Linked DNA regions of Homo sapiens: regions 2, 3, 4, 5 and 6 are each linked to region 1. The links are chromatin loops, found by intact Hi-C in ENCODE. Cell type or tissue: heart right ventricle. All regions are shown on one strand. Links, peaks and the distances in the headings refer to the core of each region. The heading gives the core; the rest is flanking DNA. Region 1 overlaps DISC1 (DISC1 scaffold protein). Region 2 overlaps DISC1 (DISC1 scaffold protein). Region 3 overlaps SIPA1L2 (signal induced proliferation associated 1 like 2). Region 4 overlaps LOC101929902 (a long non-coding RNA gene). Region 5 holds the start of DISC1-IT1 (DISC1 intronic transcript 1). Region 6 overlaps SIPA1L2 (signal induced proliferation associated 1 like 2).

The links. A loop is a pair of places that touch in the nucleus more often than their neighbours do. Peaks named below come from ENCODE experiments on the same cell type or tissue, not always from the same donor. Only the 100,000 strongest peaks of a DNase experiment are listed, where the experiment ranks them.
Region 2: a loop joins it to region 1, with 4 times the contacts of the local background. A loop is called at or near these places in 9 of 110 quality-filtered maps.
Region 3: a loop joins it to region 1, with 2.8 times the contacts of the local background. A loop is called at or near these places in 8 of 110 quality-filtered maps.
Region 4: it touches region 1 in a loop (4-fold over the local background); 31 of 110 quality-filtered maps call a loop at or near these places.
Region 5: a loop joins it to region 1, with 10 times the contacts of the local background. A loop is called at or near these places in 26 of 110 quality-filtered maps.
Region 6: it touches region 1 in a loop (3-fold over the local background); 9 of 110 quality-filtered maps call a loop at or near these places.

What each region holds. Positions count from the first base shown.
Region 1 is chr1:231,864,630-231,869,958 of GRCh38, forward strand. The region is part of intron 9 of DISC1 (DISC1 scaffold protein); the gene reads left to right. All of the region lies in intron 12 of TSNAX-DISC1 (TSNAX-DISC1 readthrough (NMD candidate)), which reads left to right. Among named protein-coding and RNA genes, the nearest start is that of DISC2, 49 kb to the left of the region's middle. RefSeq lists a silencer at 4,999-5,048. In heart right ventricle, for the core only: CTCF peaks have their summits at 2,223 (motif pointing right) and 2,422; a DNase peak (open chromatin) is centred at 2,232.
Region 2 is chr1:232,010,508-232,015,836 of GRCh38, forward strand. The region is part of intron 11 of DISC1 (DISC1 scaffold protein); the gene reads left to right. All of the region lies in intron 14 of TSNAX-DISC1 (TSNAX-DISC1 readthrough (NMD candidate)), which reads left to right. Among named protein-coding and RNA genes, the nearest start is that of DISC1-IT1, 87 kb to the left of the region's middle. In heart right ventricle, for the core only: no CTCF peak of the experiment used is centred there; a DNase peak (open chromatin) is centred at 2,574; H3K4me3 peaks cover 1,042 bases; H3K27ac peaks cover 4,026 bases.
Region 3 is chr1:232,422,650-232,427,978 of GRCh38, forward strand. SIPA1L2 (signal induced proliferation associated 1 like 2) reads right to left here. Exons shown (of 23, transcript NM_020808.5): 18 at 2,940-3,159. Among named protein-coding and RNA genes, the nearest start is that of SIPA1L2, 200 kb to the right of the region's middle. In heart right ventricle, for the core only: no CTCF peak of the experiment used is centred there; no DNase peak of the experiment used is centred there; H3K27ac peaks cover 1,810 bases.
Region 4 is chr1:232,303,019-232,308,347 of GRCh38, forward strand. It overlaps LOC101929902 (a long non-coding RNA gene), which reads right to left. Exons shown (of 3, transcript XR_001738524.2): 3 at 1-1,332. Among named protein-coding and RNA genes, the nearest start is that of SIPA1L2, 320 kb to the right of the region's middle. In heart right ventricle, for the core only: CTCF peaks have their summits at 3,330 and 3,529; a DNase peak (open chromatin) is centred at 3,493; H3K27ac peaks cover 2,454 bases.
Region 5 is chr1:231,924,187-231,929,515 of GRCh38, forward strand. All of the region lies in intron 9 of DISC1 (DISC1 scaffold protein), which reads left to right. All of the region lies in intron 12 of TSNAX-DISC1 (TSNAX-DISC1 readthrough (NMD candidate)), which reads left to right. DISC1-IT1 (DISC1 intronic transcript 1) reads left to right here and starts at 1,648. Exons shown (of 4, transcript NR_126441.1): 1 at 1,648-1,764. In heart right ventricle, for the core only: no CTCF peak of the experiment used is centred there; no DNase peak of the experiment used is centred there; H3K27ac peaks cover 3,205 bases.
Region 6 is chr1:232,400,460-232,405,788 of GRCh38, forward strand. It overlaps SIPA1L2 (signal induced proliferation associated 1 like 2), which reads right to left. Exons shown (of 23, transcript NM_020808.5): 20 at 3,666-3,719; 21 at 2,989-3,112; 22 at 1,933-2,014. Among named protein-coding and RNA genes, the nearest start is that of SIPA1L2, 230 kb to the right of the region's middle. RefSeq lists enhancers at 3,122-3,291, 4,021-4,190. In heart right ventricle, for the core only: a CTCF peak has its summit at 3,151; DNase peaks (open chromatin) are centred at 3,036 and 4,695; H3K27ac peaks cover 1,370 bases.

The DNA.
Region 1 (5,329 bases), core at 93-5,092:
TCCAGCCTGGGTGACAGGGAGACTCGTCTCAAAAACAAAATAAAACAACAACAACAACAAAAAAATCTGAGGAGGTGGACACCATTTTTTGGTACTGAACGACGTGATGACCGTTTAAAAAGAAAGGTAGATGTTAAGAAGGCTTCCTTATACAAAAATTCTTGTATATTGTTCCTTCCAATTTTATTTTTGTTTTGATATATAAAATCCTATGTTAAATCTCTCATCCTGAATATCAGATTACTCCAGAAGGAGAAAGTAGCAGTCTAATTATTTTATTTGGTTGCATGGTAGTCTTAGTACAATTAAATCTCCTTTGAAAGTTTCTCAGTTATGTAGTTATGAATAGCACTCCACACCACGGCTGTGGTAGACCTGGAGCGGTATTGGGCCCAGGTCACAGAATGATCACGGAAGGACTTTAGAGATCACCTATTGAGTCCCTGTTTTAGAGAGGAGCAAGCAAAGGCCCAGAGAACTCACTCCATTTGCCGAGGTCCGACAAGTGTGTAGGTGAGCTGGAGCCAGAACCCTGTCTTTCGGTCTTCACTCTAGAGCTCTTTCCAAACAAACATGCTGACCTGGGAGTCTGACAATTGCTGTATGCTGATGTTTCCTATTTGAAGTCCACATGTCTTTGCAGGGGAAGAGAACTGTCTAGTATCATTCGTTAATGCCCACTCTTCATGTTTGCCAAAGACCACCAATACATTGGGCAGTGATTGTGTTACACTGGTTTGTTTATATGTCGGCTTTCAGTGATGCCAGAAAATCAAAAGGAGGTTAAGAAATCCCAGAGGTTCACCCAGGATGGGAGGCTAAACCTTTGTTGTATTATGAGTCTTAATTCAAGATAACATAATCTTTAGCCTAATAAACATTAGGTTGAATTTTGAAAATGTAAACACTAACTGATCTGTAGACTGACGTCTATTTCCTTGGCAATATTGGCCACACCCATTAAATAATAACTTCTCATTCTCCCTTCCCCCAGCCTCTGGCAACCTCTGTTATACTTTCTGTCTCTGAATTTGACTACTTTAGGTGCCTCATATAAGTGGAATCACATGACATTTGTCCTTTTGTGATACGATATTTTCTTTAAAAAGAAAATGAACAGAAACAGTACATGAGAGAAGTCAGGTCTGCAGCCAGTGTGCCTCTTAGTTCCATATTCATACAAGGCCCTCTTGGAAGCTCAGCTTTGGAGTTGGATATTATCTCAGAAGATATGGCAGCTTAGGAATCTGGTACTCTAAAAACAGATTTACAAGCATTAGACTTTTTTGTATATGTGTGTGGTCATTTTAGTCTTCCTGAAAGTGGTTAAGACCAATATTTCTAGGCAGACTATAGTTCACATCATCCAGTTCTGTAAGTCTTGGATTATCGATCTCATTGTCATGGCAAAAAAGGACAGGGATTACTCAACTCATTACTCCTGTGTCCAGACCTCTGAGCCTGGTGTGTGTGTGTGGCTCAGTGCCTTTCCCATAGTGGCCCACATCCCCCCAGGGCCCTGCATGAAGTTCCTGCAAGTCTACCCCCTGCACGTGCAGAGCAAAAAGAGCTTCCTATGGGAGCTGTTCTCCAGAAAAGACAGAAACCCGGGCCCTAGAGAACCAGAAGATTTAAATTCCAGTTTCAGCTCTGCCATTGACTAATTAGGCAACTGTAGGCAGTTCACTTTGCTCCTTTGGACCAGAGATTTCTCATCTACAAAATGAAAAACTTGGATTTAATTATCTCTGAAGTCACTTCAAGCAGAAATGTAACAATTCTTTGATTTATTAAAAAAAATAACATCAATGATAATGACCAACAGCTAACACTTATTACAAGGCTCCAGGCACTTTCGAAGTCCTTAATATTTAATGTTCACTACTACCTTAGGATATAAGTACTGTGATGCAGAGTCCTGGACACAGAGAAGTCAGCAACTTGCCTGAGGACAGCCTGCAGGACACAGCACTGTGATTTGAACCCAGAGAGTCTGACTTCAGCCCCCAGCGCTCAACTACTATTAATTGAAAGGGCATTGAAGAGACATGATGTCACAATAAAAAGAAAAAAAGAAAAGAAAGCATGTCTTCGACTTTCTAGTCGTCGTGCTTTGTATGGATTCTTCTTTCAACCTTGACGAAAGGGTATAATTAATCTGTAATTAAAGTCATGATAGTTTCTTAATACGAGGAAATGTTGTCATTGCGGTTCTCTGAACACAAGAGGGCGCTGTGGCAAAGCTTACCGTCTGCTCATCCTCTGCCGCAGGAGGGTACAACTTCGTGGGACAAACTTCAAAAGAAAGATGCCATTTCTAAGACCTCATTTATCACCTCGGGATAGCCAGTCTTCATGCCTTTAAAATACAGAATAAAAATAACACATAAATCAACACAATTACATTCCTTCTTGATAGCATCACCAGTCTTCTTGAGGCCTGGCGTCAAACCTCTGCTTCAGTGTTACGTTATGGGGTGCGCATGCCTCCTTAATACCCACCTTGCTGGTATTCTCCAGATGGCTGTCTTCTTAGCAGTAGATGGAATTAAGCACCATAATGAGGGATATTTTATTTAAATCTGCTTTAAAAAAATCTTCCATGACTTATTCACATGTCTGGTTAGCTATCACACTGCCATTCCATGTGATCGGAAATGAGAAAGATTTAAAGAAAGTAATTGTTTAGCATGCAACGGATGTACCTCTTTTGCTTCAGATGAGAATAGGCAGCATAGAAGAACTGGGGCTGATTCGTGGAAGGTTTCCCGTAGCTAGACCCTGGAGGCTGTAAAAAGTGGTTTGGAACTGTGTTTAAAAAATAATAATAATAGAGGGAATAGTGAGGTACCCAGGAGGAGCAGAGAGCGCCTGTTCCAGCCATGGGAGCATCCCCATCAGATACATAGATGCTCTTAATTAATTAGGCTGCTAGTAAACCCTCCTGAGTGTGCAAGACAGGAGGAATTCATTTTCAAGCTTTAAAAAAAAAGATGAGTCTTGGGCACACAGCCCTGTGGCCCATTTGTTATTGTCGTGTTACCCATAAGTCAGCAGTTTTCCTCTCCTGTTGTTGATAGATCTTCCCATACAGTTAGATTTGTTTAGAAAGAAAAGTTTTAAGTCCTTGCAAATGATTACAAACTGAAGAACTGGAAACCCTGGTTAGGAAACAGTTGGAGCACTATGTATGGCTTAATGAAAGGACACAGTCTTTTTAATCCACCAAGCCTGAATCATCAGCTTGGTTAAGACTATCTGTAGAAGGTGAGCAGAGCACTTCAAACCTGGCTATTCGCAAGGGAGAGAAAAAAGCTGCCACTGTCCCCTTAGCATTCCTCTGCTAATCTTCCATTTGTATTGCAATAAGTGTGCTTTGGCATTGAGTGTGTTTTAAAGCTCCTGCTTAGCTGGCTGGGGGACAAGAAAAAACAAAACCTCAAGGACACTCCCACTCAGAGGCATAAAAAAATAAACAGTTGTTTCTGCTTTTGAGAAGAAGTCACATGCATGTGGCTGGCATTCTCAGGTGGGCAAAGGAGAGTGCTCGGTAGCACCTGCCCCAAACCCTCCGTTCTCCCCTTTTTAGGTCAGAAGAGATTCTGCTTTCCTATCTTGTCTCCAGTTTTCACTCTTAGTCCGTATTTTCCCTCCCCTTTTCCACTCTGTCCTTAACTCCTCTTTCCCTCTTTCATCGTTTTCCTTTATTTTTCATCTCTTTCTTTATTCCTTCTCAAGGGTTTGCCGGTGGTTTTGCTAGGCAATACTGAGCTTCAAGGCCATTGTCATGGAAGTTTCCAGTCCTGGGATGTGCTTAGACCAGCCTTTAACTATGCATCCTCAAAACAGCTGGCAGCCTAATCAAACCTTATTTTTTTTCTCTTTGTGAGAGAGGTGAAGAAGATGATAACATGAAATGAAATCTAGGGCCTTTAGAAAGAGTCAGCAAACCAGGCGCAGTGGCTCACATCCATAATCCCAACACTTTGGGAGGCTGACGTGGGGATCACTTGAGGCTAGGAGTTCAAGACCAGGCTGGGCAACATAGCAAGACCCCATCTCTTATATATATATATATATATATATATATATATATATATATATATTTAGCTGGGCATGATGGTAAGCAACCATAGTCCTGGTCACTCAGGAGGCTAAGGCAGGCGGATTGCTCAAGCTCAGGAGTTTGAGGCTTCAGTGTGCTGTCATTGTGCCACTGCACTCCAGCTTGTGTGACAGAGTAAGACCCTGTCTCTAAAAAGGAAAAAAAAAAAAAAAGAGTTACCGGTTATACATTTTTGAGAGGAGCAATGGGGAAATGCAATCATGGGGTAATAATAATCAGGACAAGAGCAGGGGTATGTACTGTCCCCCACCCTGCTGCCCTAAATGCGAGGAAGAAGCCACGTTGCTGGACCCATAATGAGAAGCTTCAGAAGGTTGATAGAGAGTGCTGATCTTGAAGACATTTAGTCTGGGACACAGACTACATATCAGCATGTCAAACATATCAGCTTGCTTGAATGAATGAGTGAATGAATGAATGAGTGAATGAAAAGTGGTGAAGGAAGAAGATGGTTGGGTTTGGGAGAAGAATATGCCTGAAAGATATACAACCACCGGGGAGTCTGTCTTGTCTTTACAGACACTTAACTCAGGAACAGACTTGCTGGTTGTCTTGAGTGTGAAGTGCAAAAAGTAAAAATGGCCCTCAACAAAAATATAAGTCAGGCCTGTGTTAGAGATGTCAAAGATGAAGACCTTTATGATGATCCATTTCCACTTAATGAATAGCGTCTTAGTCCATTTTGTGTTGCTATAATGGAATAATTGTGGCTGGGGAATTTATAAAGAAAAGAAGTTCATTTGGTTCATGGTTCTGCAGGCTGTACAAGAAGCATGACACTGGCATCTGCATCTGGTGAGGGCCTCTCTCTCTTGCTTCCTCTCTGGCCATGTGATCTCTGGCCAGAGAGGAAGCAAGAAAGAGGAGGAGGTGCCAGGCTCTCTAGGGGAACTAATAGAGTGAGAATTCATTCACCCCCGAGGGAGAGTATTAATCTGTTCAAGGGTGACCTGCACCTATGCCTCAAACACTGCCCATTGGGCTCCACCTTAAACATTGGGGAGCAAATCTTAACTTTAGCTTTGGAGGGGCCAAGTATCTAAACCATAGCAGAGTCTCTTTGTGATGATCTTGAGATGAAATTGTTTGGGCCTTGGTTCCTGAGAGGGGTCTTGCCTTATTCAGCAGTCATATTTTTTTCTAGATAAAATTCTTACTATCCTTTAGACCTGGGGAGAGCCCGTGTATGAAAAACAGAACACA
Region 2 (5,329 bases), core at 155-5,154, 150 kb after region 1:
TGATTCAGCAGAGATCCCTTTCTCCTGTAGCGGAGAAAAATGAATATCTTTCCTTTACCCATCTAAAGGTTCTCAGCTGAGGCACCTATACAGACAGAGTAACAAGAGAAAAATGTACAAATGTGCTTAATATAAAATTTACATGACACAGGAGCCTGCAAAAATGAAGACCCAAAGCAACAGAAACCAGTGTATTTTTATGCTTAAGTTTGAAGAATAGCAGACAGATGTGGAGAAGTATAATTGGACAAAAGGAGTATGATTTAATGGCAATAAACTGGGGGGAGCTTAGCAAGGCCTGTTTGCTCGGATTCTTCGCTGCATCCCTGTGTCTTCAGAGATAAGGATACTCCTTTCCTTTGGGTATAGGTTGTACACTTTAAAGATGAGGGTGTTATAATCTACTTTAGAGGAAGGTCAGATAATTATTTATGGCCTGCTTCAGGAAAGAATGGCTGCAGAAGGTCAGAGAGACTTTCCTGCTTCTGCTGTTCCTCAAATGCCAAGGTGCCATATTTTGGGGTAGTGTATTCTGAACCCCATCACTCTCTCCCTCCCTTTCTCCCTCCTTCTCTGCCCTGCCCACTGAGCCCTGAGCCCTCCAGGTTCTCTGGGGACAGACTTTCCCAGGCATAGGAGGATTCGTTTTCCTGCATAGCATTATAAGCACCTGTCAATTTCACTATCTGGCTATAAGAACACAGAGCTATATTTGTTGAAAAATAGGAAGCTTGGGGTCAAGGATGAAAAAAGAGTGGAGCCTTATCCTAGGTCCTGTGGTGGCTGCTGTTTGGGTGCTCCAGGGGTCCCCCAGAAAGCCTCCCAGATCCTCTCCACCAATTGAAATGCTGAGGATGTCCTACATTTATTTGTTGCTTTCTTGGGGGTGAGTGGGTGCTTTAGAGGGGACCTTACAGCTTTTGCTGGCTTTCAGTATCATTTCCCTGTTCCTGTATCGCAGTGCTGGATTTATTTTCACAGAGAGGGCAGCCGTTCTCTGAATTCATGAGTGCCATGGATTTTAAGACAATGTTTTCTGAGAACGGCAAAATTATGGGGCCAGAAAACAGATAAATTGTTGCCAGGAAAGGGGAAGGGACTCATTACAAGAGCAACAGGAAGGAATTTGGTGCGTGGAAGTTGGGGGCGGTTGATAGAAGTATTCTCTCTCTTGATTGTGGTGGTAGTTACGTGACTGTGTGTATGTCTAAATCCATAATTTTACATCAGAAAGAGTGAATTTTACTGTGTATGACTTTATAACAATTATTTTAAAAAGTTTTTTTAAATGTCTACCTATTTAAAAACCGGGCTATAGATGTTTGAGTCAGTGCTTTTGTCTCAGGGCTATCAAAACGCAGTGTGGCCTGCTGGAAAGAGCACAAGGCTTGAGTCTGAGTCTGCCGTGATCCTCAGTTAGGCCTCTTACAGGCCGCATCTCCACATCTGTTAAGAAAAACACCACCACGACATAAGAGGATAATGAAAACTATCTCATGAAGCTGTGATGAAGATTTAAATAAAAGGATGCATCACGAAGTGAGAGACGCATACCTAGTAGAGGCTAATTTGTGTTAACTTTTGTTTCTATCACTCTTTCTGGCAGTCACAAGCATCTCTAAAATGCTTTTTGCATGCATAATGCTAGCAACAGCTATTTGTTTGTATGACTCAGTCTCCAGGCTTAACTTTCCCTTTTGCATAAGGAGTTTGGGGGTGCTTGAGATTGTTACATTTTCCTTTACATGTATAATATACTCACTTTTTGTCAAGAAGTAGACATGAGCAATGAGTTAGTGGAAGATACCCAGTCAGAGAAAGGTTTAACGAAGGAAAACTCCCGTTTGTATTCGGGTCCAGGATTTTAGACTACAGAAGGTATGGGGAAATGATAACAAGGGCCTCATTAGGAAGGTGCTTTTGTTTTCCTGCCTGTGTTTTCCGGGAGCCATTGAAGTCTGGGTACTTTGCATTTATCCTGTGGCTAAAATGTCTATTCGCTTTGCAGCTCTGGGTTGGTTTTGCTTTAGAACTCCGTGCTGGGTCTGACCATCCTATACTGGTTTCTCTACTGAAGCTTGATGCCCTGAAGGCAGTCAATTTCTTTTTGACCCAAATCTTCCATGAAAAATTACTGACTTCTTATAGAGGTCCACAGGAAGATGAGTTTTCAAAGCCTTTCCCGTGCTTATCTGGCCAACGTGGTGATGTGCATTCTGGTGATACTTTGTTATCACAAGGGCTTTGTCGTTGATCGACACCTTCCTGGGTCTACGGTCCTTGCCAGGCTGCTGAGCACCATTCCCCCATTTTACAGCTGGGCCCATTAAGGTGAAGCAATTTGCTTTGGACTTTGTTACAGAGGAAGTCAGCAACAGGGCTCAGTGCCAATCTTAGCATGAACTTCCTCGAATTGTAAGAGCCCTTTTCTTTTCCAGTTTCATGACAGCTCTCCTCCAAGCCTTTCTGAGGACTCTGGAAACTATCAGCTGCTGTTGGCCCTGGTTCGTAGATGTTACAGAAATTGAATGGGGGCCAGACAGGAGCCAGGGAAATCAGTGAGCCAGGCTTCCTCCGCTGTGAAGTGGCTCTTTTGTACGGGCTGTTCTGGCCATAATACCTGCGTAATTTTTTTCTTTCCTGTCTGCAACCTAGCCTGCGGGGTGCTTTCTGTTTCCATTGCTTTTTCTACATAATGGGCTCCCTGGACAGTACCACTCTCCCAGACTTCTCATCCCAGCTGCTTCCTTTCTGAGCCAGTAGCTCTCACCAAAGAGGCCAAAAGAGGACCTGGCAATGTTGAGTCATTGCGTGCAGTATGTGAGTAGCCAGTGTGTGAACACAGCTGCAGTGAACGGAATTAGCAATAAGACACAACGCAACCAGGTAGCCTCATTTGTTCAGATTGAGGTCTTCAAAAAGCATTTTAAGTTTACGGGTGGAAAGGTGTGATACCTTTCCTCAGCCATCATTAAGGGCTAACACTCCTATAACAAAAACAAGTTAACGAGAAAAACATAACACATTTATTTAATCAGAGTTTTACATGGCACAGGAGGCTTCAGAAATGAAGACCCAAAGACCCAGGAAAAACTATTTTTATGCTCAGATTTAATGCAGAATAGTCAGCTATGAAGGAATGTGATTGGACAAAATGGGTATGATCTAATGGTTATAGACTGGGGGGTGAGCGGACCAGCAAGCCCTGTCTGTTCAGATTCTTCTTGGACGCTCTGCATAGTATTTATTCCTCTTGGGTATGGGGCCGGACTCCTCTAAATGGAGGGCCTTCAAGGGAGAAGGAAGAGAGTGACCTTTCTAGGTTTTATGTTTGCTTTGAGGGAGAGGAGTCCTAGTTTCTAAGACTGGCTTTGAGGAAGAGGAATTCTGGTTTCTATGGCTTGCATCCAGGGAGAAAAAGGAGTGTGAGAGGGGAGGGCAAGAGAAGGCAGAGAGATCTTGCTTCTGAGGCCTTCCAATCTCCTTTGGTTCAAAGTACTCAGGCATACCAAAGTGTCACACTTAGGGGTATCATACTGTGAGCCACAACATAAATATCTCCATTCCTTTTTACTCAATTTCACATAAAAAAAGCTGGAAAAGGTGATCCACAATGAAGATGTTTGTCCTCCTTGTCTTAAACTGATTTCTATATCTAGAAATGTCTTTATTGGGCAAAAGTGCTTCCTCTTCAGCCATAATGGGTGCAGATCTGATTCTTTCTCTTCTCTGACACTTACTGGCCCTGGGACAGCTGGAAACTCACTTTGACTCTCCAAGGAGCACATCCCTAAATGTGTGATCTCTTGATATCTCTCCCACTTTTGAAAAGAACTGACAAGGGAAAAATGTTCACTTACCCATCAGCTGGTTTTGCTCTTTTTGTTTAATGTCTTTGGGGAGAAAGCAAAGAGCTAGGACATGAAGAAAACTTCTATCTCCACTACATTTTGAAGTTTTGCAAACCCAGCCATCTTTCCCAAGAGCAGAGCAGTAGAAGCAACCAGGATGCAACCAGGGTTGGTAATTGGTTGGTTAATTAAAAAGTCAGAAAAGACAGAGAGTCATAAAAGATGATGCATGCGTATTTTAAACCTTTTTGTTTCTAGCTGAAAACATGCCCTCTCATTTGCTATTCATTCGATATAGGACCAAGTATTTCTGTTTGTAGAGCCTGCTGATTGGCTTTTCACATGACCCTCGTTGTGTAAACCTCACCTATCATGCATCATTAACAGTTTCCACTTTTGGTGTCTTTAAAGTGGGCTGGAAACGTTAAGAGCACTTGCAAAACAATTCTCAGCCTCCCCCTCTCTCTTAAATGTTATTGAATCTTTCCAAGGTTTCCAGCTTGCTTTTTATGGAAACAAGCACTTGTTTTCACATTAATATTTCATCGCTCTACATAGTATTTATTTAGATTGTATAATTAGGATATTTAAATATAACTGGCCTACAGAAGTGAAGAAACAAATGCAACTTGACCAATAGAAACAGAACTGCGCAGGCTTACCAGGACCCTGCCCCTGGCCTGGCCCTGGCCACTGAATTTGAGAGAGAAAGCAGAGTCCAGGGACAAGCTGGCAGGTGGCTAAGAGAGGTGTTTCTTCTGTTCAGTGAGCTGGCTCCTGCTTGTTCTCTCAGTTAATTACTGTCATCAGCTTGTCAGCCTCCTTCACCTGCCCAAGGGAAGGAAGGGGACTCCTCTGATCTGCTGGCTTCTCCTTCTTTCGGAATATGGTGGAACCTTGCTCCATGCTCCAGGGCCTCACGGTGGCCCTTTTTCCACTAATTAAAAATAGTTCAGCGCTTCTGAGGAAAACAACCTCAGGGCTCTTGGTGACGCCGTTCACCTTGGAAATTCCTTGTCATTCACTGGTGCAGTCTGAGGGATCGATAGCAGGATGGCGTCTGCCTGAATGGCAAGGACTCATTTTCTGCGTTTGTAACAGAGGAGGTGTTATCCAATGAATCCTCAGTGGTGTCCTGGGAGTAGCTGAGAATTTTTGTAATGTGGAAAATCAGATAGCACCCTGCCCCCTCATCACAGCTACAGTGCATTTGATTTCCCCACCACTGGGCAGCCAGGGCAGTTAAAGTCAAGAGCTTCCACTCCCCAGGAGCTTCCGGTCCCCCCATAAGCTGGTCGTGAGCTATTCCTGCCCTTCCTAACTAGGAGCAGGCAGGAGATGAACACTGGAGTTCCATGAAGCTCCTGTGTGAAATTATCTTACCTCTACCCAAGACTTACTGCACTGCCTTTTTCAGTGAATCGTTTAATGCCTTCCATTCTGAATATGCTGGTGTTTCTGCTTTGCCAGCCATTGGT
Region 3 (5,329 bases), core at 138-5,137, 560 kb after region 1:
TTTTCTGCCCAACTCTATCTACACAGCAATTCAAAACCATCTGGAACCAACCTCTGCTCCAAGTTTTGAAGTGAAGCTATATCTCTCTGAGAAACTAAGAGAAACTACTGGGCAACTTCAAATATTCCTCATTTCTCGCTCAAAGACATCTTCTGGGCATTAACACTCACATTTCAGCTTTTTGGGCTGCTCTAGTTTTTGACTGTCAAACTATTCTTAAAGAGTGGTATCTTCTTAGAGAGGGTCTACAGAATGGCCAGAAACCATAGAAAGAAGAGGATTATTAAAACCTGTCTTGAGTAGATCTTAATGGTGCAAAAGTGATACATACTCGGTAGAAATCATAATTCAAATTTTGAATTTTGAACTTTTCCCTGGCTAGTGATAGGCGGTATGACACTCTGTCGCAATGCTGAACTGGCAGTGAGTCACAGCTCCCAGTCAGCCACGCACGAGATTCCATGGGTAAATAACTGATATTGTATAGTGTATTGTGTTGCAAGATGATTTTGCCCAATTAGAGGCTAATGCAAGTGTGCTGAGTACGTTTAAGGTAGGCTAGGAAATGCTATGATGTTCAGTAGGTTAGGTCGCCATATACGTGGTCAACTTACAATATTTTCAACTTATGGTGGGTTTATCTGGACATGGCCCCATCGTAAGTCAAGGAGCATCTATAATCACATAGGCGATTGTGGTAGTCAGAAGGCCAGGGAACTAGAGGCCTCCAAACAATTAGATTCTGGAAGCTTAAACTTTCCATGGACAGGAGGTTGGAAATCAGAAGTCTTTAGGGGAATACACTTCAATACAAATTACCTCCAGTTTTCTGATTTATATTTTGTTAGTTCATCCATCAAGCCTAGAGAACTTTTTCCGAGTAGTTTCTTAAGTGTAGCTATTGGAGGAGATGTATCACCAAATAAGAAGGTTTCTTTAAAGAGAGCAAATGGCAAGGAAAACTCTTAGTGCTTTTTCTAGAGAAGTAAAAATGAAGACAAGTGAGGCAGTTTTCAGCTAGGACAGTGAATGAACAGTATAACTTGACTGTTTCCTAATTGTGCCTTTGAACACATTAAAAAAGGATACAGTTCTCCAGTATATGACTAAACAAACTACGGTACATCTAGATGACGCAATATTATTCAGCTGTAAAAAGAAATGAGCTATCAAACCATGAAAAGACATGGAGGAAGTTGAATGCTTATTACTAAGTAGAAGAGGCCAGTCTGAAAAGGCTGCATACTGCATGATTCCAACTATACGACATTCTAGAAAAGGCAAAACAATGGAAATAGTAAAAAGATTAGTGGTTGCCAGGAGCTAGAGGGGAGGGAGGGATGAACACGCAGAGCACAGAGGATTTTTAGGGCAGTGTAACTACTCTGAATGATACTGTAATGGCGGATACATGTCATCTTACACATTTTAGAAACACACAGAATGTACACCACCAGGAACGAACCCTAATGTAAACCAGGGCCTTTGGGTGATAAGGATCTGTCCACATAGGTTCATCGATTATAACACATGTACCACTGCCACTCTTTGAGGGCAGGGGTTTGTTGACAGTGGGGAAAATGTGTTGAGGAGGTATATGGAAAACCCCTGTATTTTTTGGTGTGAACCTAAAACTGCTCTAAGAAGTCTATTTTTTTTTAAGTGAAGCTAACAAAAAAAAAAAAAAAAAAAAAAAAAAAAGGACATACATCTTTCACCTGGAAACAAAATGAAGGGTAGAATGTAAGACCAACATAACACACGTACCACAGAGAGTTCACAAGCACACTTCAAACACTGTAAATGAAATAACACTTGCAGGAAAATAGAGGTTCATTGGTTTTACAAAAGCTTTTAAGAGGACATTGAAGTTACCTTTTACAAAAAAGAGAAAACAGCTGGAGAAATATTAGGAAAGTGGCCTAGGTCTGGCTGACCTTTCACATGGTTGTCAAGAAGGCGTTTAAAGGTTTCTTCAATTTAGGTAAATGGACTCTTTATAACAGGCAGGTTATTATGTTACTTAAAGAAGTAGATTAAGAATTTTATGAGATAAGGTTCATTTCCAATTATGTTAAACATTGGAAATATTATTAGAACTTTGATTTCATTTAGCCTGGGACTTCTAAGTGTATTATGAAGTTCGAATTGGTTCTAAAGATATTTTCTGTGATGAAATGAAAAAAAACTTGGCAATGAATAGATTTCTGATTAAATTCCCATTTTTTCTGTACAAAAATAACTATGTATAAAGGAAATAAGGCTAACATAAAAAAAAGTGCCCTTAAAAACTGACATTAATGAAGACTTGACACTACATAAAAATCAAAGATTTTTAGGATTTGAAGGAAAATCATCTAGAAATCGTCAGGTTGACCTGTGACTAGTAAGTTGAAATAAGCGGGGACACAAGAGAACACACGTCATCTGCACAGGAACACAAAGCCGCCCACGGGTAAAGCCCAGTCTACAAGCCAGGTCTCCCGAGGCACACGTGCCACCTCCCCATCTCCAGGTACTGAACTGCACGAAGAAACTGAAGGCTAGAAAACCAGATGTCCCTCCTTGCTGTCACCCACTGGAAAACCCACTCCTTACATCAGTCTTTTCTTTTTTTTTTTAAATCAGGCTAAAGACATTTTTTTCCTTTATAGATATGATAGCTGAGATATGATGCAGAAGTCACTATTGGACTTGACAGAAATATCTAACATGAGTTTCTCAATTGCTTTCAAAATAGGTAGTGTTACCTAACTTTTTCAAAATGTCCACTCTGGGGCTTCTATATTTGAAAATTATTTAAAACACCAAATAATATATATTTAATAAAAACAAAAACAAACTCCTAAATCACTCCACCCTCAGAGCTCAATGAGGCAGGAGTTGTGCGATCAGCCCACCCTCGGCGCTGGCCAGGGAGCAGCCAGCCCCTCACTTACTTCTCAGGCTCCCCATGCTGGGTGCGGGGTGGGCCCGCGGAGGCAGCGTGCTGTGGTAGGGTGGGGTGGTGCTGAACAGAATGTCGTTGGGCAGGGCCTGGTCAAGCACGGAACTCCGGGAACTGCCAAAGGAGGACCCCCTCCTGTTGCTGCAGATGCTCTCGTCAGACAGCGTGCGGTAAAGCGACCTCCTTGGAGACAGGTTCCCATAGAACGAAAACTAGGGTTTAAACAAGGTGCGAGGAGGGAACAGACATTAAAAAAACGAATGCACGGGGCTTGTTGGACTAAGTCCAGTGGTTTCACATACTATTGTGATAGCTTCTTTGAGTTTTCTCTGTTAGCTCAAGAATGCCAAACGCAGCATGCAGGGGATCAAGGCAAATACACCAGGGCTTGGGTGCAGTTATTAGATTTTATGTTTTCCTCCTTTGACATTCTATGAAATATTATCATGAATTAGACATGCACAGCTTTATTAACTCTGAAATGTTAAATAAAACCTCCATAACCTTATAGCAGTGATAGTTCCTGGAGTTATATAAGGTTGCCATTTCAGGCAATAGTTATTCAAAGCTCCACATAATACTGGTTTGATTTTAATTTGAAATGACTACATTGTAATATTAGGCAATTTCTCTACCAATCAACTACATGTGAGGTTCAATCTAATCTAAATAATAATAAGACTAATTGTGAACATTGAAGCTTTGCCGGCCACATAAACACATTTCCAAAAATCAGCAGCAGTCCAATAAAGTCTTACTGTCCACTTAAAAGTGTCACTTGTGGCCGGGCACAGTGGCTCATGCCTGGAATCCCAGCACTCTGGGAGGCAGAGGCTGGTGGATCACGAGGTCAGGAGATCAAGACCATTCTGGCTAACATGGTAAAACCCTGTCTCCACTAAAAATACAAAAAATTAGCTGGGCATGGTGATGCACGCCTGTAGTCCCAGCCACTAGGGAGGCTGAGGCAGGAGAATGGCATGAACCTGGGAGGCGGAGCTTGCAGTGAGCCGAGATCGTGCCACTGTACTCCAGCCTGGGCAACAGAGCAAGACTCCGTCTTGGAAAAAAAAAAAGTATCACTTGCCAAAGTCTGTATAATTGTTGAAAATTGAGTTACAATAATGGATCATAACCAGACTTAAATGAACCATTAAAATTATTGTTGTGTTTAATTACAGATAGGGTAAGGAAAATTCTTACTAAGAAATGAGTGGTCAAATACTCAAGAAAAGTTAAATCAAATCTGAATTTTCAACTACTTCCTTTGCATACTGAACCACAATCCTTTTAGGTAAACAATAGTAAAAGCCAGAATGTTCACATCATCAAACAAAGAAATGGCTATTTACATTTATGAATGTAGCAGTAAGTCTAAAAATATTCCTATTGTGTGTGTTCCTTCCATTCTGTCAAGTCTTTCCAACTGATGAAAGGTAACTGGAATGTGTGTGAGTTACAAAGTTAAATTTACATCATGAAAAGAAGGTGATTTGTCTTAGAAGAAAAAACACATGTCAAGAAGTTCAACCCTCCAAAAAGAAAAGCTATTTACACTCTTTGTACAACAGTCTGCCTTTGCACCCAAGCTTATACAGTATCATGTACATGACTTGATGTAAGTTTTTTAAAAAAGACTCATTATGATGGAGTTCTTATGGGATTCCCTCCTCACACACCACCAGCAGGTTCTTCAGAACTTGATTACAGGCATATCAGATTAAAGCAGCTTTGCAGTAGTGTCTAATTAGAGTGTTGTTCTAAAAACACAATTAGGTTAATTGCAGAATTGTTTTACTATAGGGAAGACAGAAGCACAAAGACCTGCAGTTTACCCTGATCATGGTCAGTATGGCAATACCTGATTTCCTTTTTCCTTTTCATATGAACAAGAGGGAGTGCTGGATTAGAAGTGAGAGACAAGGACTCAGTTGCTGACTCTGGCACCAAATATTTATGAAGAGCTCACATTTTACCATCTGGGGCCTCAGTTACTTGCTAAATGGGGTGATTGGGCTAAATCGCCTTTAAGTCCTTTTCAGTACTTTAAATTGTTTAGCAAAGTGGCTTAAGAGATTGCAATAATAATGAAACTGAAGCCAATAAGCAAGCTAACATTATCGAGTACTACATTGTGAATGACAAAGGTATGCCACTGAACTTGGGGTTGGTTTATGAGATTTAAGCATGACCTTCCCTATGATCTCTGCATATCTCTAAATGGCAGTGTGCAAGTTCCAACCCTGTTTAAAATGCCCAGCAGTGTGCTGTCTAACTCCAGTTCAGTTCTGGAACAGGATTACATTTAAGGAGAGACAGCTTGGAGCAGAGGCTAGAGCTCTGGAACAAAAGTCAGGTGGTGTGAATTTTAACAGCTACTGT
Region 4 (5,329 bases), core at 236-5,235, 440 kb after region 1:
TCAGAAGAGGAAAGCAGTGGTCATTCCTACCAAGATAGAAATGACCTGATCTTTATAATAATCTCTGACTTATCTCCTCAGAAGAGTAAAGCAGTGGGCATTCATACCAAGATAGAAATTATTATTATTAGGCAATAATATGACACATTTAATAGCGTGATGTAATAATTACTACATCAGTCTTATCCAAGAAGAAACCAGTGTTTGGCAAAGTGATACAACTTAGCTGTGTTCACACGGTTAGTCGGTGTCAAAGCCGGGACTCTAGTCAGATCTGCTCCCTGGTCTGGCACATTTTTGCTGTAGTATATCATGACAAGGTAAAATGACAAACTTCCTAGGTTCACTACAAGACTTGTATTTTATCATTCAGGGAGTATCAGAGATTGAGAAGTATGGTGACTCATGATCCTTTTATTTGTAACTAGCGCTGTCTGTTCATGCTAATTTTTCTCTTTGTACATGTGGCATTAAAGGCTAATGCATGATCAGCAAATCTTTACAGACTAGGTATGTGTCATTTGGACTATGATGACAAAGTGTGTCTCGAGTGATACATTTCCATCTGAAATGACCTTTCATGCATTAAGGGTAGTGACTGAGAGTTTTGGAGGCAGGACCCTCCAGAGCAGGAATGGAAGCCCTTGAACTTGTCAAGTTACTTCACTAATGGAAGCCTTGATTTTTTTAATCTTTAAAATGGGGATAGCAATGTCTACCTTGTAGGGACATCATGAGTATTAATGAGATAATGCAGATAAAGTTCTTGGTCCCAGCAAGATCCTCCATGAATGGCATCTCTTATCCTTATTCCGGAGTTCTTTCCCATTATATTTAAGCTTCTAGTATTGACATCTTCTTCCTTATCAAAAGTTGCTCAACATACAGAACCTAGAAGGAAAAGACTCTTTCCAAATAGCAGATGGCCAACCATTGCTTTAAATTGTTCAGTTGTGGAGCTGACTTTAGAATCAGATCTGAGTTCAAATTTCAGCTGTACCAGGTGCCCTGGGAAAGTCATCTTCCCTATCCCAACTTCAGTTCCCTCATCTGCAAAATGGGGATCATGATGTCTATTGCACAGTGCTGTTGTGAGAATGACATGGAAGTGCCTGACCCAGAGGCAAAGCTAGACAAATGCTACTGCTGTTCTGGATGTTGCTGGTTTCAGAGGCCGAGCCTGTGTGAGGAGATGGCCCAGTGTGGGGCTGTAGAGCCTGGGGCTGCTGGCATTTTGGTGGGGGTTGCCCTGTTTGCTATCCATCTCTGATCGCTGCAGGGGCCTCTTCCTGCTGTTCCTTTCTGCTTGGCTGTGCTGTTCTTTAGAGTCCCCTGGGGGAAGACAAAGGTGAATAGAGCTGTTTAGTTTGGAAAAAAAGCATCTCAAGGGCAACCTAGTCATGGATTCCACCAAGGACTCTTATGAAGAGGAGCTGTCCATTTGCTCTCTATCTCCAGGGAGGACAAGAAATGGGGATGAGAAAATGAGTTGCAGGAAGAGGGGGCTCCAATGGAAGGAAGAGCATCTTGCCTAGAAGGTAAATTGGTCCTAGGAGGGCAGCAACCAAGACTGCTGGGGAAGCCATCTCTGGAAATTCTTAAATGTAGGCATGACCAACACACAGCCTGGATCTCTTAGGTGGTAATCTGCTGCAAAAAAGGAACTGAGACCAAAGTAAATAATTCCATGGGTGTTTATAGAAGAGACTCTCAAAGATGTTCTGCACATTGGTATATGCACATGACATAAATTAAACCTGGGTTAATACACAGAGAAGTATGTGTGGTCAAGAACGTGTGCACACACACCTTTCTCTTTATGCTTTGGGTTCAAGGGAGCTCAAGAGAACAATATCAGGTACAGAAGCTATTGGCAGGCACATGTGAAGTCTCTTAAGCTAACAAGGTGGGAAAAACAGAGAACTGGAAGACTTGGCTAGGAGCGGTTCAAAGGGGGAATTAGACCATTGTGTGAGTTCTTGTTGTGGAAATCAAGCACCACCAGAATTTAGCCCTGGAATGGGAGCTGTGCCATTGAGCAAGTTCTTAGACATTAGCAAGGCAGCACAAAATGTACTTTCACTCTTTATGAGAGCCTCAGTGATATCCTGTACAGGTGAGGAAATTGAGTCTTCACCTAGTGAGCCCTTGGTTTCCAGCTCGAGTGTTTGAATGTGTCACTCCTTTTTCCTGTGGCTGACTTCCTCTTAAAGCCCAGGTATATGCTTAAAGTTCCCTTGCTCAGATTGGCTCTCTGCCACGGGGCCTGCTCTCTTTAAGCTCTCCATGAGACTCATTGCTCTAAAGTGTCTCATTTGTTTACCTATTTATTTTCTACCGCCTAGAATGTGGGCCACATGGGGCAGGGATCCTATTATCTTTATTTTTATATTCCTTCTTTATGACAGCGTACAGAAGTGCTGAATACATGCTTGTTGAACAAAAGATTAAACTCACTTTCCCAATAAATTGTTCTACTAAAAAGACACACGCATCCATATGTTCATTGCAGCACTATTCACAATAGCAAAGACGAATAGCAAGTGCCCATCAGTGTTGGATTGCATAAAGAAATCGTGGAATAGTACCATGGAATAGTACATAGCCATAAAAAGAATAAAATCATGTCCTTTGCAGCAACATGGATACAGCTGGAGGCCATTAACCTAAGCGAATTAATGCAGACATAGAAAACCAAATACCACATGTTCTCACTTATAAGTGGGAGCTAAACATTGGGTACACGTGGATATAAAGATGGCAACAATAGATACTGGGGACTCCTAGAGGGGAGAGAAGGAGGGTGTCAAGGGTGAAAAACCTACCTATCTGGTATTATGCTCACTACCTATGTGAGGGGTTCAATTGTACTTCACACCTCAGCGTCAAGCAATATACTTTCCTAACAACCTGTACATGTACCCCCTGAATCTAAAATAAAATTTGAAAAAAATAAAATGAAATAAACTGACTTTCCCACAATCCACCTTTGACTCCCAAGCCCAGCACCCTTCCAACTTGTTTCCTGCTTCCAGAAGACATCAAACTGGGCAGCGTAAATCTGAGACGCACGGAGTTAAGCCTGCAGCCAGGTCTAGAGCTAGGCACTGCCTGATTCTCCCCTCTGCTCTGTTCCTTTAGAAGCTCTTTTTCCAGCATTTGCCTTGAAAAGTCATTCCCAGAGTATTTTTATTTTTAATGGAGCAGGCTGCCAATAGAACTTTATTTATGGGTTTATATTTTAAGATTGTTGAGGATTTGCTTGCCTTGGGATATTTGGGTGGATCTGGCCCCAAGCAAGCTGAGCCTCAGCACCTCCCTGTGGACTAAGCGAGCACTTCCCTGAGGTCTGGCAAATGCCCTAGGGCTGCCTTCTCTTCTTTAGAGGACTGGGTAGGAGCCCAGGGCCTCAGACCAACCCATTCATTCCCACTACGAAAACAGTACTTCCACTGGGGCCAGCACTGGATGCCAGAGAGGAGGCCCTTCCTCTCCCTTCCCACACTCCTGGCTGTGGTGTGTGAACCTGGTCTTCTAAGAACAGAAATAACATCCTGTGTTTGCTCCCACTTGGCAGCCAGGCGGGTCCGGCGGGCCACTTGGCTGTCAGCCTGAGGAAGGAAGTCTCCAGGTATTGGTGAGAAAGTTGGAGGCAGGTTGCTGCCTAGAGAAAGTGCCATTTGCCATTTGTCAGGGTCACAGGGAAGAGGCAGCTCCAGGGGGGATCTCTGACCCTTCCCAAGCAGTGAAAGTTGGGAAGTGTCTCCCCCGCAGCTGTGGCTTCCAGCAGAGACCGGAGACTAGAACCAGCAGCACTTACAGAGATTTATAGCCCATGGAAGAAGGCTTCTCAGCTCACATGTTTACTTCAGAGAACTCTGTGGAGGCATCAAGGGCCAGGGTCAACATACACCACTGCAGCTTTGTCTTTCAAATGTTTCGGGCCGCATTATGTGTTTGGAAGACAGCAATGGGGTGAGTGGGGAGTGGGGAAGGCAACAGGCATTACTGAAAATTCACAAACATACACGATTTGGGCATGTCTAGGTAGTGTATAGTTAATGATGTTGTTCCCTTTTGTTCCTTACAACTTAGAGGAAAAAAGAAACATTTCCAGTTCTCCTATGTCAAAGGAAGCCCTGTTGCCAGGCCCTTCTTTTGAAAAAAAAAAAAAAAAAAAAAAAAAAAAAAAAAAAAAAGCTTGCAAATTGAGAGTTCCCAGGAGATTGGAGTTAATCCCCCAGAGCTAACCAAGGGAGAGTTGTAACCTTGAACATTGCACCATTGTCAGGGTTGTTTGGGGTGCTCTGCTTGAATGACTAAAGGAGACCCCCTCTCCCACCCAATCCCCTTCCATGCCCAGGCTTGGCTGGCAGCTTTTCCCTCTCCTGTGTCACCTCCTTCTGTTCCTCTGATTCCTCCCCCTCACACTACTCTTGGCTTCCTCCCGGATCAAGTCCCAAAGGACAAGGGGGATGCATAACCAGCTGGGAAGTGAGTGACCACTGGTTTAATGGCAACCGGCACCCTTCCCCTCTTCCAAGAGGAAGAGCTGTTTATTTGGTTTTGTGAAATATGCAGAAGCTATGAAAATAAGCACTCTATTAATAATAAATGGAATGGAAAATAGAAGCAAACAAGTCAAAGAAAGATGAGGTGGAAGGTGAGTCAGTCAATTTTCTTTTAATTGCTCTCACATCAGTAAAAGTCAAAGGAACAGCAACCTCGAAAGTGTCTTAATCAAATAGAACGCCAGGAAGACTGCAGCAGGGACATCTCTTTGGGAGAAAATGCAGAGCAATCTGAGTTTAAGTAAGCTAAAACATACTCAGGCTGGCCAAAGGAAATCCAGTTGAAATTACATTATAAAAACAGAGGCCAGCTATTGTAACTTTTTCAAGTACCGCCATTTTTGGCACAGCATTGTATTTTTTAGAACTTTATCCATATACACAAATTCAAAAACAAGTATTTTAATCCCCTATGTTCAGCTAGAGTGGCTTCTTTGCAAACTAAAGGTTAAATTTTGCCAAAGTGATGAGGAGCCAATTGTATAAAGTAAACTATTGTCATGAATGCTGCCTTCCCCCCAAAAAAACCAACCCATGTGGTCATAGCTCATTACTCTACAGGGAAATGTACCACTAAGAAAGAAGGACATCTGCTTGGCTGCAGGTAACCTGTACAGGACTCCATCCAAAGGGCTTACTGAAAAGAACAGGGTACCAAAGGGTTTCATTATCAGTGGTCTCACCCCTAAGGCAGATCTGGGCGCTGGAAATAGTTAAACGTATACCATGTTGAAATGATGGCAGACAGATTCTAGGGT
Region 5 (5,329 bases), core at 258-5,257, 60 kb after region 1:
AATGCATCCTGGAAAAGAAAGGCACAGGGTAAAGCCTGCCTCCTTTGCGGGTCCCATCTGTTCTTGGGAGGACAGTCCCCATGTATTGCTCCTGGGCCCTTTGTGGCCGAGCACGAACAGCTGTACATACAAAGGAGGCTGTGTGTTTGTTCATGATGTTGGAACCGGAAGTGGAAGGGGCTTTCTTGTCAAAGAAGGCACATATGAGTGCCATAGTTACGGGACAAAAATATTTCTCCTGGAAAATCTATTGAAGCCTTTGTGCGATGTTCAGCAGAGTGTGTTGGGGGTGGGTGTGAATGTATCTGTGTGGGTGAAATGAGGATAATGTGGTCATGTGAACAATTCAAGGCAAGAAAAGATCCGGTGATACTGAGAATCCTGATTCTCCTTTAGAGATAGGAGTTCTCTGGCTATTCTGAAGAGTGAAGTTACTGCCCATGATGTTGCAACATATGGACATTTGCAACAATTTTTTTTTTTTTTTTGAGATGGAGTCTCACTCTGTCGCCCAGGCTGGAGTGCAGTGGCATGATCTCTGCTCACTGCAACCTCCACCTCCCGGGTTCACGCCATTCTCCTGCCTCAGCCTCCTGAGTAGCTGGGATTACAGGCGCCTGCCACCATGCCTGGCTAATTTTTTGTATTTTTAGTAGAGACGGGGTTTCACCATGTTAGCCAGGCTGGTCTCGATCTCCTGACCTCGTGATCTGCCTGCCTTGGCCTCCCAAAGTGCTGGGATTACAGGCGTGAGTCACTGCGCCCGGCCTTTTTTTTTTTTTTTTTAAATGATTCTTTTGTTCCAGTTATTGACCTAGCACCAGCATTTGTCTTATGGATAAGGTGAGGGCAAAATTGCACTGGGTGTGGCAAGGTGATTCTGCACTTAGAGGTTCGTGTTTATGGTGCTACTGAGGGACTGAAGAATTCATCTGGAAACTTTTGGCTGCTCCCCTATCCTCTTCTTGCTAAATCAGAATGGCATACAGTTAAAAATACGGGCCCCAACCCGAACACAGGATTTCAAGGCTTGCTCACTGCTTGCATGATCTTAGAAAGTCACATCTGACTCCAAACCTTCGTTTCTTCATCTGAAAAACGGTGACGATGATGACAGAACTACCACCTGCATGGTGATGCTGTGCACTCAGGAAGGTTTTAGAACCACTAGAGTGGACTGGGGCTGGAATGGCTTCTGTCACAGAATTCAGAGTTCCCTTGTACTGCAGAGAGTCAAGTGCAGCTGAATGGCTGCTACCAGGGATATTACCCAGATGTTCACAGGTCATGAAAGTGTGGGACAAGATGACCTCAGAGCTTCCCCTCCACTGGTGACAACACATGTAACATGCCTCCTATTAAGCCTGTAATGGGGTAAATTGTATCCCCACCAATGATAAGTCCAAATCCTAACCCCTGATACCTGTGAATGTGACCATTCTTGGATTATAAGATCTTTGCAGATTTATGGATCTTGAGATAAGATCATCCTTGATTTAGGATGGGCCCTGAAATCCAATGATTAGTATTTTTTATGAGAAAGGAGTGGGAGATATGAGACACAGACACACAGAGGGGAATGACATATGAAGATGGAGGCGGAGACAGTAGTGAGGCATCTCAAGCCAAGGCATGCTACGGGTTGCTGACAACCACCAGAAGCTGGGAGAGAGGCACGGAAAAGATTCTCCCTCAGAGCCTCAGAAGGAACCCACTGGACTAACACCTTGACTTTGGATTTCTGGCTGCTGGGACAATGACGGAGTAAGTTTCTGTAGTTTTAAGCCACCCAGTTTTCGATACTTTGTCATAGCAGCATTAGGCAACTAATTCCATATCTCACCCATAATAAACACTCAGTGCTAGCAATTGGCTGCCACTGTGGTGATTATCAGCATGGAACTATGTGTTCCTGAAGAGAATTAGTTATTCCATTTCTATGAATATTTTCAACCCAAGATTGTTGCTCTCAGTTAACGTACTGAAAATGAACTTGGTGAAAAAGTAAAAGCTCTTCTACATATCCCATTTGTGGATAGACTTAAGAGAACAGAAAGCTTATTATGGAATAAGCAAATTAATACCTTTGGGATCAATAGAGTGTCTACAGTTCAAAACCCTATCAAAAGTGGGTTTACGTAAAAAAAACTAGTGTGTTATCCATGTGTAATATTTTGTATAATATACAAAATTCTGGAAAGGAAGACTCACAATGCCAGATCAAGTATTGCAACGTCAGTTATGGCAGGAACAAAGGCTCTTCCCAGAAGCCTGTCTTCATTGTGCATTCTTTCACCAGAACAACTTGCTGTACTTAAGGCACAGGACATTTGGATCTAGAGATGTAGCTGTTGTGACTCACCATTTCTATAAACTTGGTGACTGGTCCCAGGCTGTCATATCTGTACCTGATCCACTACAGGGATGAATTGACATTTTCAGTGGCTACTTTGAGTCCAGATATTAATAGATCAGCCTGAAAGGGAGGATGAGGCAGTAATAGCACTTTTACAAGCAATAGAAGACAAGCTCAGGGAACAAAAGAGAAGGGAAGCTCCTTGAATTTAAAGGCAAGGGCAGAGATTTATTCCTCCACTAAATCTAAGGACTAAAAGCTTAGGTGGAGAGAGGGCTCAAATGTGAATTCACTTCTCATGCTCCCTTTGTGACCTCCTTTAAGGAAGGCCAGATTTGAGGAATGAGATTTTCCCAAGGGGAGGAAGCATTGTCTTCATCACTTCATGTATTTTTCTCAGAAGGCTATTGGCCTCCTGGAATTTTTACTTAGAATTCCAGATAGTCCAATGATGCTTTCTAGGTACCGTGGCTTTCACTGTGGTGAGAGTTTTGGCTGCAGTGCTTTTCTGTAACCCACTCACAAAGCCTTTGGGGATGGTGATAGTATAGGGATTGTCCTTCCAACTAGTTGCTCTCCAACTAGAAAGGCGAATCCCTTTTTCTTTGAGTCACAGAGGATGGAGAGGCTCAGCATTCTCATTCCCTGTTTGGGTTTCCACCCCTGTGGCCATGCAATTTCCATTTATAGCCATGTATTGGCTTACAAGCCTAACACCAATCCTGACCCAAAGCATGAGGCACTCTCACACATTTCTAGGTTAAGAACACTAAAAAGCAGGATCATCAGGTTATTTTTTGTTATTTGTAGATTTCTGCATAGCCTGATGCTTCAACTTCCCAAGACCTCATTTCTTCCCAGAGTAGCTGGAGTAGCTGGACCTTTATCATGTTCTGGTATCAAATTCTGCCTTGGTAATGTGTACAATGCTTCAAGAATTGCGGACTCCATATTACTCTCCTGTGTCATGTAGTTCTCTCTTTGTGAAAGCCATCCTTCCCTGAAACCCCTCATCCACCTGCCTACCTTGCCAACATTCCCTGCTCCTGGGTTGCCCTTCATTGTGTTCTATTTATGGGTAACCATGCTTTGCCAGGAACCATGCCAAGTACTTGGAATACGAAGGAAGTCATTGATGGAGAGGACACACAAGTAAGTAAAGGGCCCTGATAAAATGCGACGAGAGCTAGGCACGTGGATTTTTATGCAACAAAGGAGATAGGCAAGGAGCCCACGAACTAGTTTCCAAATGCTGGACCCCCTTGATCAGGACCTTTTCGGAGCAGGCTCAAGTGTCTCCCAACACCTATACCTGGCTGGACCCCTTGCCATTGTCTCACCACAAGTTGATGCTATAGTTCCAGAGGGCTGCCCCGCCAGGCCACTCTGTCTTTTGCAATTCCAGGGTGGGATGTGCATTGTCTACTTGGACCTAGGAACTCCCTTCAGCAGTTCTCCTGTGGACCTGTATCCAAGCCACCCTACAAAGTGAGCATGCACTCTGATTTAGGAAACTTTTCTTGAGAGATTTATTCTATAGTCTCCCTAACATCCCATTCTGGTGTTTATTCCATTAATTTAGAGCAAACACCCATTCAGTGAAGGGCCCTGAAAGGCATAGAAAAGGACAAAGTATCAGACTTGATTTCTGCTCTCAGCTATTAAAACTGGAGAGGCAAGGCACATAGAAAGATAGGGATGACATGATATTTAAACAAATGTTCTACACAGTGTTTCTCAATATAATGTTCTTGTCCTGTTGGGGGGCTTTTCAGTAAGCAGTGTCAGTGAAAGGGCAGTGACAGCAGGAGATGATTTTTGGTTATTTTCTGCATAGGCATCCTCAGTATGGAAGGCTGTGCCCACCTACGTTTGAAATGTGCAAGCTTGATTCTTCTCTCTTTTCTTCTTTATTAGTCTAGCTAGCGGTCTATCTATTTTGTTAATCTTTTCAAAAAACCAGCTCCTGGACTCATTGATTTTTTTGAAGGGTTTTTCGTGTCTCTTATCTCCTTCAGTTCTGCTCTGATCTTATTTACTTCTCGTCCTCTGCTAACTTTTGAATTTATTTGCTCTTGCTTCTCTAGTCCTTTTTATTTTGATGTTAGGGTGTCGATTTGAGATCTTTCCCACTTTGTCCTGTGGGCATTTAGTGCTATAAATTTCCTTCTAAACACTGCTTCAGCTGTGTCCCAGGGATTCTACAATGTTGTGACTTTGTTCTCATTGGTTTCAAAGAACTTATTTATTCCTGCCTTAATTTTGTTATTTACCCAGTAATCATACAGGACCAGGTTGTTCAGTTTCCATGTAGTTGTGCGGTTTTGAGTGAGTTTCTTAATCCTGAGTTCTAATTTGATTGCACTGTGGTCTGAGAGACAGTTTGTTATGATTTCCGTTCTTTTGCATTTGCTGAGGAGTGTTTTACTTCCAATTATGTGGTCAATTTTAGAATAAGTGCGATGTGGTGCTGAGAAGAATGTATATTCTGTGGATTTGGGGTGGAGAGTTCTGTAGATGTCTATTGCGTCTGCTTGGTCCAGAGCTGAGTTGAAGTCCTGAATATCCTTGTTAATTTTCTGTCTTGTTGATCTGTCTAATATTGACGGTGGGATGTTAAAATCTCCCACTATTGTTGTGTGGGAGCCTAAGTCTCTTTGTAGGTCTCTAAGAACTTGCTTTATGAATCTGGGTGCTCCTGTATTGGGTGCAGATATATTTAGGATAGTTAGCTCTTCATGGAGGCAACCTCAAGTAGCATTATTGTTCTTTTCATCCTTCCTCTCCTACTCACCTCCCCCACTCCTGACAAAATATGGAAATCCTGTCCCTGAGTAGTCTTGTTCACAATACACAATCTCACAGCCAAAGGAATGTATTTTTAACCCTGAGACGCCGAAAACGGCTTGAATCATTCATGCTGTCGTCTATTAGTCTGCCGCTGTGCTGTTATTTTTCCCAGGCTTAATGAGC
Region 6 (5,329 bases), core at 67-5,066, 540 kb after region 1:
CCCGAGGAGACCGTCCCCAGCAGCTCACTATGGGGGTCGGGCAGGCAGACAGTGCATCCTCTATTGTTCAGGCCAGATCTCCACTACTTCCTACAATTCCAGCTCCTCTAAAAAACGTGCCATTAGGTCATGAGACCTGCTACCCCTCCTGGCTGCAATTATCTACTGTATCCCCAGTTCCAACCATCATTACGGGAAGATTCTAGAACCTGGTTTGCTCTTTTCTCCCCATCCCACTCCTGTCATCTGTGTTGATGATTTCGAATCCACTGAGATATTCCATCTGACACTCTGGCCGTTCAGCCTCTCCATCGCTTTCTCTCAGTGATCTTCAAACCCCACCCTCCTCAACCCCCACTCCCATGACCACATCCTATACCATGCTATTGTCAATGACTGCACCTCTTCCTAAAAGTTTCAAGTTCCTACTTCTTGACCACCACCTCCAGTCTTTTAAAAATAATTTCTCCAGTATCCACTCCTCCAGTAATGATAGACTCCATCAATCTTATCAATCTTACTCTTATTTTCACTGTCCACCAACACCTCCAACCCAGCCATTCCCCAGCAGTGACATTATTTCTCTTCAACCAGCCTGGACTCCAGGTTCTTTGGTTTATTCATGCCCTGTACACGCCCCAGGGTCCTTGTCTCTCTCTCTCTCTCTCGTCTTGATTTCCCGTCTAAACTTTAATATTGGCTAAATTCAACTCTCCAACGGTTCTACACTTGCAGCTGGAGATAGGGTGACCAGCCATCCCAGCTTGCATGGGACTTTGCCGGTTCTAATATGGAAACTTCCACATCCTAGAAAACTTCTCCATCCCGGGCAAACTGGGACAGCTGGTCACCCAAGCTGGGGAAAAAACACACGACCAGGAAAACAGGTATCGCTTTAATTTATGCTCCAAATTCAAACGTGCTTTAGCTTTTTTTGGGCAAGTCTCCTAAACCCGGTTGGTTTACACGCTGTGGTGCACCCATATCCGCTATCCACAAAACTCTTATACTCCCACCACTCTTAGCTCATGACTAGAAAGAAAAGAAACAATCAGAGAAATTTGCCAACATCTCTGTCTGGACCCTGTGTATGTGAATGAACATGTGCATATATGAACACACACATGTGCACACATACTCTGCTCCACTCTGGTAACTATGTATGAGCTGTCCCTACTCCTATCCAAGGCCAGCTCCCTCCTTGTGACTAGATCAGAACTCCACCCACTTGCTCTTCACCCTCATCATAATTTCCCTCCCAACTGAATCCTTTCCTCAGCATTCTCACCAGCTACAATTTCTCCCTTCTTCATAAGCCAAACCAAACCAAACCATCACAACAAAAACCTTCCTGTGATGCCCTCCCGCTTGCTACCGCACCCCATTCCGTTTCCCTGGACAGCCAACTGGCTCTCCAGCACAGGGCTGATGGAACAGAGCTCAGCCAAGTATTTGTGGGATACAGAATTTAATTTCTTTTGAGGACAGACCATGTGCAGGTTGATGTGTACAGCAGAAGTTCTAAGGGCTGTGAAGCTGATTCAAGACAGAGGACAGGACTCATAGAGACCAGGCTTTCTGGCAGCAATGGACTCCTCTGAGGTCATCTCATACAGAGTTGGCGCAACTGATAACTCACTGAACTAAAAAATGCTGGCCCACCATGCTTCTACTACACACTGAAGATTTGCCACACCAAGGGCTCATCCTCATTTACTCATATCCATTGAGATCCCTGCATCCCACAAAATGAAATACATCAGCTGCAGGTCAGCAGATGGAGTGAGACCTCAGGAGCATCTGTTGGTATTTATCATTGGTTTTTGTGTAAGGCAGTTTTCTTTCCTGAGTCTTTTCAATTTATCTGTAGTAGTTATAAGGGGCTGATTTTATAAGAGAAACAGTTCTGATTATGCTCTTCCAATTGATTACCTTCCGAAGGTCGGTCTGGAGTTGTCGAAGAATTAATTCCAGCTGATTGACTTTCCCGGTCAGTGGTGATGGAGAACGCTCCCTAGCAAATAAGGATAGAATTAGAAAGATTCAAGAGAGTCAATCGAGCATTTTTGTTGGTCAAGTTTTCACTCGAAAAAATTATTTCATGTGCTTAGAGCCCAGCAAGCAGATATATTATATTATGTCAGAATGGGAAAGTGTCCATATTGCTGATCTAGTGGAAAGCCCATTCTGGGACTTTACTGATTTAAAAAGAGATGCAGAAACTCTATAGATATACGAGTTGGTAGGAAAACAAAAGATATATTATTTAAGTTGGTTTATCCAATGGAGACAAGGAAGACCCAAATGAAGTCCTGGGAACCAGTCAATTTCCCCAATTTGCCTTTCCCTATGATAACAATATTATGAAGCTCGTTACCAATGTGAACATGCAAGTTAATGAAGTTAATTCCAAGTTCTATATTCAGCTCACATAGAAGTTGGAATTAAGAATGGATGACAGAGGTAAAGAATACACATTTCACGGGGAATGAACATGTCATGAATATAGGGGAAAGAGTGGGGTGTTCCCAACATATTTCAGTGGAGGGCATGAGGCTGGATCAAGGACCAGGTTCTGGGAGGGGCCATGCCCTGGGCTGGTGAGCATGTGCAGCCTGGCAGGTGGAAGGCCAATCGGCGAGTTATCCCTGCATGGTGCTGTTGCAGTAATTCAGCAGCAGACGCTGACCTTGAGGCCTCTTCTTGCCCTCTTTGACAGTGAGGCTCGTCACCATGGGCACAGGGTCACAAGTCTTGGCAGGCAGGGTGTGCCCATGGAGCAGAGGGGTCATGCAGCCAAGAGCGGTCTCCCACAGCAGGGCAGGGAGCCAAGTAGTCCCACTCAGTCCCTTCTCTGGATTCTTCAGGACTGGGAAAGGGCATGGTGCAATATGGTCGCCCGCCTGGCTCAGGGTTAGTCGGTTAGCCGAATCTTGGCTAATCATGCCTGGAACAGCAGGAGGGAGGGGTCCACAGGGGCTCACATACCCAGTTGTGTCCATGAACTCTTTGCCACTGCCTGGATCTACACATAAGGGCAGCTCTTGGGCCCCTTCCAGGTCCTGCCCATGCTGCATATCTGTCAGGGTGCAGAAGGATGCCACCCTCTGGTCTGGGGAGGGGAGAAACACACACAGAAAGAAGGGTTAGTAATCAATGCAAGGCAATGTTTCTTTGTGGAAATGCAATAGCTAAATAAAATCTTTTCCCCCCTTCAAACCAGTTACTGCCTTGTTTTGGAGCAAAACAAAGAAAAACAAATTCAGGCAAGCTTCTGAGAAGGAGAAAGCATGGAGATTGGCTGTCCTCCTACTGGGCTGTATGGCCTATGCACATCACAGCCATGGGGACAATTAGCAGACACTGGATTTGCTACAGCCAATTTGCTTTCTTCTTTCCACATCCCAAGAAATGCCAAAGCTGCTGGCTATGCATGAAATAATAGTTGGATAATGACTCGACTGACAGAACAAAGGAGAGGGACCTCTCTCTCAAGTTCTCCCCAAACCCGGAGAAGGTTCTGGAGACAGAACAGCCAGGACACATGTCCCGCTGTGCACCCCCAACCCTCAGGGCGTGAATAACCATGCAGACGTGCAGACACATGAAATATACAGAAAAGGTTACAGGATATCAGGAGCCAACGAGCAGCCCCAGACAATCACCTAGATAGGACGTGTGGTGACAGAGCAGCCCCAGTTCTTCATCTGAGTCAAGACCTGAAATAAGATTTAGAATTTTCCTATGAACAGGAGTATCTCTCTATACTTGAGAATCTCGGGGGCCCACAAAATGCGGCTGTGTGAAGTAGTGTGTGTGTGTGATGGACCAGGGGAAACCCTTGAGAGCCAGTATCATGTAACTCCAATGCAATGAGATGACACATTTCATGTTTTCACTGTTGGTTGGAAGCGGGGCTGTAGGGTACAACAAAGACATGTGGTATGCCATACACACATGGATCCAACCATGAGCATACACAACTGTGGGCTTACTTAAATGACTCACTCCACAAATCCAAAGAGAGTGGTGGTAAGAGAGATTAGCTAAGTAATCTCACTAGAAACCCTTAAAGGAAGATCTGAGGGGCTCAGTATGTATAGCAGTAGCACCAATGATCAGTATGACTACAATGCCTTATCTTAGCACAAGGACATTTTTATTCTTGGCACTAGGAACTTAATATTCAATGTTTTAAGAGGTCGGAAGGAAAGGGAATAGAATAGTCTTAAGAATGGGCGCCAGACTGGCCCAGCTCTGGGGGCTGAGCACTGACCAAGAACAGCAATCCAGAAATGCTGAATGGCATGCAGGAAAATATTCTGTTTTTGAACCACATGGAAGTGAGAACCTCGCAATCTATTCCATGATCAATTCACCCTCATTCCCTGGAGTCTCTCTGCTTGGTTTCTGAGCACACTTATGTATCTACAGTAGGAATCTGAGGTATACAGCAGGCGTGTTAGTGCTGTGGCAGTCCTTTTCCTATGAATTGGTTAATTCTGGAGAGACTGCACTTGGATCCGTGTCAGGGGTGCTCCACTCTTAATTTACCCCACTCTGCCTCCCTCTGGCTGCTGGACAAGCCTCCTAATGAGGCTACCTGCTTGTTTGCTTTATGGCAGGTCATACACTTCCAGTTAATTAAAAAGGATGGTCACATTGAAGCTGCCAGGAACATATGAAGGAAAGCCAAGGCTGTAGGCTGTGGCCATGGTGCTGAAAGCACCGTCAGTGCCCTGACAGAGGCCTGGGCCCTCCTGAGTGCACCCAGCTACTGATTGCATTAAGAGTTCTCCATCCATGTGGCTCCATTTGCTAACACACCTGCCCTAGGCAGGCAGATGTCTTTCAACTAATTCTGTAAAGCTCCACACATCGAATCTTCCATAAGATGATAAACATTCTATAACTATACATTCCTGAGCATCATGTTACCAATTTGGTACTGCATAGTAGGCTTTTTGCATAAAGTAATTTGCTATTTAATTAAGATCAACAACATAGTTGGGGCCCTGCCAACTTCTACTATGATGTGACCTGCACAGCAGAGCTGGGGGCAGAATCCTGGCTGGGCTTGAGCTGCTCTAGGGGCTGGGTGGGGAGGTCTGGGCTGCAGTGGTGTCCAACATAACCCTCTGTTCTGTAAAGAGCCCAGAATATGGGAACACATCACATTTTAAAAAATCTTTAGGAGATATATTTTTATTCCATAGTGACTTTACTGACCAGAAAAGGAATGGAAAAGAAAATGGATAAAAATTTGTCTAACTCTTTAGGAGTTTCATTGACTCATCCTTGTTTTATGCAAGCCAGTGATAATTCAGTT